Linked DNA regions of Homo sapiens: region 2 is linked to region 1. Evidence: read pairs that join two places in POLR2A ChIA-PET (ENCODE). Cell type or tissue: OCI-LY7. All regions are shown on one strand. Links, peaks and the distances in the headings refer to the core of each region. The heading gives the core; the rest is flanking DNA.

Evidence for each region. ChIA-PET counts read pairs that join two places held together with the same protein. Peaks named below come from ENCODE experiments on the same cell type or tissue, not always from the same donor. Only the 100,000 strongest peaks of a DNase experiment are listed, where the experiment ranks them.
Region 2: POLR2A ChIA-PET joins it to region 1 with 5 read pairs; 2 of 35 experiments call an interaction of 5 or more read pairs at or near these places.

The regions. Positions count from the first base shown.
Region 1 is chr1:9,827,581-9,830,490 of GRCh38, forward strand. No RefSeq gene overlaps it. Among named protein-coding and RNA genes, the nearest start is that of CLSTN1, 5.1 kb to the left of the region's middle. In OCI-LY7, for the core only: no CTCF peak of the experiment used is centred there; no DNase peak of the experiment used is centred there.
Region 2 is chr1:9,960,190-9,963,099 of GRCh38, forward strand. All of the region lies in intron 1 of NMNAT1 (nicotinamide nucleotide adenylyltransferase 1), which reads left to right. It also overlaps the pseudogene TMEM274P. Among named protein-coding and RNA genes, the nearest start is that of MIR5697, 5.7 kb to the right of the region's middle. In OCI-LY7, for the core only: no CTCF peak of the experiment used is centred there; DNase peaks (open chromatin) are centred at 722 and 1,182; H3K4me3 peaks cover 675 bases; H3K27ac peaks cover 507 bases.

The sequences.
Region 1 (2,910 bases), core at 121-2,620:
TGAAATTACCCCACAGATACCAAAATAACCCCTGCACAGGATTCCACAGCTTGGAGTCAGCCTGCTCCCCAACAGTGAGAAGGTGGGGCTTCGAGCAAGCCCTGGCTTTGCCACCTCCGACTGTTGAGGCCGATCTCAAGCCTGGACTTCCTCACCGGGGACATGAGTTCCCCGGCCCGGAGTTGCGGTGAGGATGAAATGAGATCACATGCAGGAAAGCTCTTAGGCAGCAATGCGGAGCCGCGGAGCCATTCTCAGGCGGGCGTGTTACTACTGTTTTGCACAGTGTGGGCTTGGCGGGTGTTTGTGGAGCGGAGCCGGAGGCAGGTAAGCAGTTATTATAGCCGCTTTCCTAATAATGTGCTCGGGAACAAACCCACTTGAAAGCGGCAGCAGGAGAAGGTTATGAGAATCTTGATGAAAGCAGCTGATTAGAAACTCCTGGAAGTTCTTTACTGAAAGAACCGCAGCACCCAGAACCACCACCAGGGTCCCCCTCAGAACCCCAGAAATTACAAGGTGTGGCCTCATCTCTGTGTTCTCGTGTGCCGGCCAGGTCATTTCGTTGCTGTTAAAAGGGATAATTAACGAGAAGGAAAATGATGCTGTGCTTAGGAGCAAGGACTCTGGTTGGACAGAATGGTGCAAATCCATTTCTGTCCACTTCCTTCCTTTTGGTAAAATTTCAATTTAATTTTGCTTTATAGTATATTAAATATTTGGCTGGGTGCGGTGGCTCACGCCTGTAATCCCAGCACTTTGGGAGGCCAAGGCGGGCAGATCATTTGAGGTCTGGAGTTTGAGACCAGCCTGGCCAATACTGCAAAACCCAGTCTCTACTAAAAATACAAAAAAAAAAAAAAAAAAGGCCAAAGTGGGCAGATCACCAGAGGTCAGGAGTGTGAGACCAGCGTGGCCAACTTGGCAAAACTCCAAGTTTAGTCTCTACTAAAAATACAAAAATTAACTGGATGTGGTGGCGGGCACCTGTAGTCCCAGCTACTACTCGGGAGGCTGAGGCAGGAGACTCACTTGAACCCAGGGAGGCAGAGGTTGCAGTGAGCCAAGATCGCACCACTGCACTCCATCCTGGGCAACAGAGCGAGACTCCATCTCAAAAAAAAAAAAAAAAAATTAGCCCAGCAGGTGCCTGTAATCCGAGCTACTCGGGAGCTGAGGCAGGAGGATCGCTTGAACCCAGGAGGCAGAGGTTACGGTGAGCCAACTGCACTCCAGCCTGGGTGACAGAGTGAGACTCTGTCTAAAAAAAAAAAAAAATTTTTTTTAAAATAGGGGCCGGGTGTGGTGGCTCACGCCTGTAATCCCAGCACTTTGGGATGCCAAGGTGGGTGGATCACAAGGTCAGGAGATCGAGACCATCCTGGCTAACACGGTGAAACCCCATCTCTACTAAAAATACAAAAAATTAGCCGGGTGTGGTGGCGGGCGCCTGTAGTCCCAGCTACTTGGGAGGCTGAGGCAGGAGAATGTCGTGAACCTGGGAGGCAGAGCTTGCAGTGAGCCAAGATCGCACCACTGCACTCCAGCCTGGGCAACAGAGCAAGACTCTGTCTCAAAAAATAAAATTATATATATATATTTCCATGGCTCCAAAGTCATATCTAGAAAGCAGGGTGTTCAGAGAAGTCTAGATCTATTCCTGTTTCCTCCTCCCTATATCCTCCTTCCTTTATAGGTTACCATTTCTTCTATTTTTAGTTTATATTTCCATTGTGTTTCTTTTTTTTAAGTACAAGCAAATAGTTGTATATATGTCTTTCCCTTTTCTTAGCTAAAAGGCAGCAAATCATACCTGCTACTCTGTATCTTGCCTTTTTTACTTCATAAAACATCCTGGAGATCATACCATTGCAGTATGTAGTACAAACAGTCTTTTTTTAAAAAAAAAAAAAAAAAAAAAACAGGGTCTTGTTCTGTCACCCAGGCTGGAGTACAGTGGTGATCATTGATCATAGCTCACTGCAGCCTCAAACTCCTGGACTCAAGCGATCCTCCTGCCTCAGCCTCCTGACTCACTGGGACTTCAGGTGTGCAACCCCCACACCCGGCTCAGCATTTGTTTTCCTAGCTTCGTAGTGCTGTCCCGCGTGGACTTAGCAGAGTTTATTTAATCAGTGCCCCTTATTGAGGAATATTTTTCCCCTGTTGATGGGTCGTTTCCAATTTTTTGTTTTTATGGAATGCTGCAGTGAAGCCTTTTTTTTTTTTTTTTTTTTTTTGAGACGCAGTCTCGCTCTGTTGGCCATGCTGGAGTGCAGCGGCGTGATCTTGGCTCACTGCAACCTCTGCCTCCCGGGTTCAAGTGAGCGATTCTCTTGCCTCAGCCTCCCGAGTAGCTGGGACTACAGGCACGCGCCACCACACCCAGCTAATTTTTGTATTTTTAGTAGAGACGGGGTTTCACCATGTTGGCCAGGTTGATCTCAAACTCTTGACTTCGTGATCCGCCCGCCTCAGCCTCCCAAAGTGCTGGGATCACAGGTGTGAGCCACCGCGCCCGGCCTGCAGTGAAGCCTTTTTGTACCTTTTGCCATTTTTGCCTCTTTCTACCTGTGTGACCTTGGGTAAGGCCCTTCACCTCTCCAATCTCAGCATCTCCATCTGTAAAACAGAGACAAGCCCTCCCCACTGGGTGGTTGTGAGGAACAGATGAGGTGATGTGCAAAAAGCAGAGCACAGGGCCCATTCCTAGAAGCAGGTGTTAACCAGCACCTGCTGTTACTAGCACCCATTATTGTTCATGGCTAGGAGCCTTAAGCTACTGTGGCAGTGGCAGCAACCCTAACTTAAGAAGGGGCACTTCAGGCAGGGTGTGGTGGCTCATACCTGTAATCCCAGCACTTTGGGAGGCCGAGGTGGGTGGATCACAAGGTCAGGAGATCGAGACCA
Region 2 (2,910 bases), core at 85-2,584, 130 kb after region 1:
TGGGAGGATCTCTTGAGCCTGGGATTTGAAGGCTGCAGTGAGCAATGATTGTGCCACTGTACTGCAGCCTAGGCAACAGAGCGATACCCTATCTCTAAAAAAAACAAAAACAAAAACAAAAAAACCCTGGCTTAATGTTATGTTAATATTTACATCTCAGTGTTTTTAAAACATAAAGATCAGTTATTTTGGCCAGGTGTGGTGGCTCATGCCTCTAATCCCAGCACCGTGGGAGGCCAAGGTGGGAGGATCACTTGAGGCCAGGAGTTTGACACCAGCCTGGGCAACACAGCGAGACCCCATCTCTACCAAAAATAATAATAATAATAAAGATCAGTAACTACCCAGGCCAAAACGCAGTGGCTCAATTTCAGCCTCCCGAGTGGCTGGGACTACAGCCACGTGCCACTGTACCCAGCCCAAGATTAGTAATTTTAAAATTAAAAGTAAATTTTAAGCCTCAAGACTGCCAGAGAAAGAAATGAACTCCTTATTGTCACAGTGAGCTGAGGAGGGACACTTACAGCCTGAGCTGGTGAGTTCTCAGCAGCCAGCAGTGCAAGCGATAGGCCGTGTGGGCCAAACAAAAGTGAATCATGGTGACACTGGGCCCAGAGCACCTGGAGCAAGACAAGGAGGACCCAGGTCAGTCCCGTTAGAGTTTCCAAACTGCTGCACCCATTCATCAATCGGCCACAGCCCCCCTATACGCATGCGCATGTGCCCTGCAATGATATGGAGGAAGTACTCTTCAGGAAAGGGACAGACCCTAGTTCTTTAAAACCCACTTTTGGCAGCAATAGGAGCTCACTGTAACCTTAACTCTTGTGTGGCTCTGAAGGTTTAGAGTCTGGTGTGAGCTCGAGTTGGCTTTGTTAACAGTTAGTGGAACTGTGAGCTGGATATTTGAGACAAGTTATAGATGTAACAAGGGAGAAAGACAGCTTCCTTTATGCTGAGAGATCAGCTTCCTCCAGCCCTTCCACATCCCTTGGGCATCACCTGGAAACCTAAGCTTATCCCCAAGTGTAGGGCTAAAAGCTGTTTGTTCCATCCTTCCCTGAAGTCTGCTTCAGAACTGCAGCAGCTCCCTTGAGGACCCACACCTCTCGAACTCAGCCTTACCCTTCTTCCATCTCTCTCTTGGGAATAGTAACTGAAACCTGAGATGGGCGGGGTTGTCTGACGCCAGCTGTCTGTCTGGTGCCAGCTGAACCCAGCCCCTCCACCAGTCTTTGAGAGCATGCTCAGTGGCTGGTGGATACCCTGATTTCTCTGTAGGCCTCAGGGTACTATGGGCATGTCGCATTCATCACCCCCTCCCATAATACCACTGGTAGTTTTTATGGGTATCGAGGGCCTGGGGTAGGGATAAAGGGTATGGGTACAAGCCCCAAGTGAATCATGGTATGATACTTTTGATGGTAACTGAAAGGTAAGACATTTAAATCATTCTTAGTGATGAACTCATTTTTTTCTAATGCCCTAGTGACTACTACTGAACCTTCTCCGTTATTCCCTAAGAACAGTTAGCAGTGTCCCTGTGATCCCACCACTGTGCCTTCTTTCGAGAAGGCCCCAAGTATATATATATTTTTTGAGACGGAGTTTTGCTCTTGTTGCCCAGGTTGGAGTGCAATGGCATGATCTCGGCTCGCCGCAACCTCCACCTCCCAGGTTCAAGTAGTTCTGCCTCAGCCTCCCAAGTAGCTGGGATTATGGGCATGTGCCACCATACCTGGCTAATTTTGTATTTTTAGTAGAGACGGGGTTTCTCCATGTTGGTCAGGCTAGTCTCGAACTCCCAACCACAGGTGATCCACCTGCCTCGCCCTCCCAAAATGCTGGGATTACAGGCATGACCTACCGCGCCCGGACCCCAAGTATCTTTCTTACTTCCATTTCCACTGACTATTTGTGGCTGCTTTTCCTATCTTGTTTCATCCCGTCCAATGAATTCCAAATCATCACTGTCATCAGTAACATCACTTTCCTCAAAAATAACAGCTGCCGCCGGGCGCGGTGGCTCACGCCTATAATCCCAGCACTTTTGGAGGCTGAGGCAGGCGGATCACGAGGTCAGGAGATTGAGACCATCCTGGCTAACATGGTGAAACCCCGTCTCTACTAAAAATACAAAAAATTAGCCCGGCGTAGTGGTGGGCGCCTGCAGTCCCAGCTACTTGGGAGGCTGAGGCAGGAGAATGGCGTGAACCCGGGAGGCGGAGCTTGCAGTGAGCCGAGATCGCGCCACTGCACTCCAGCCTGGGCGACAGAGCGAGACTCCGTCTGAAAAAAAAAAAAAAATAACAGCTACCATTCATTTTAACACTGTGCCAGGCAATATGCTAAGCCCCTTGCCATGTTTATCCTCAGAATTAATCCTCAAAGTAACTGAGATTGGCCTTCTCATTATCTCCATTTTACAGATAAAGAACCTAAAAACAGAGTTAAGAGATCAAATCAAGATCACACAACCAAATAAGGGTTTTTTTTTTTTTTTTTTTTTTGAGACGGAGTCTTGCTCTGTAGCCCAGGCTGGAGTGCAGTGGCGCGATCTCGGCTCACTGCAAGCTCCGCCTCCCGGGTTCACGCCATTCTCCCGCCTCAGCCTCCCGAGTAGCTGGGACTACAGGTGCCTGCCAACACACCCGGCTAATTTTTTGTATTTTTAGTAGAGACAGGGTTTCACCGTTTTAGCCAGGATGGTCTCGATCTCCTGACCTCGTGATCCGCCCGTCTCGGCCTCCCAAAGTGCTGGGATTACAGGTGTGAGCCACCGTGCCTGGCCCCAAATAAGGGTTTTTAACACCCATGTCATATTATTTTGAGAACCCTGTTGTCACTCCTTTGCTCAGAAACCTTCAAAGGTTCCCATTGTCCAAGGGGTTAAAGTTTATATTTCTCAAC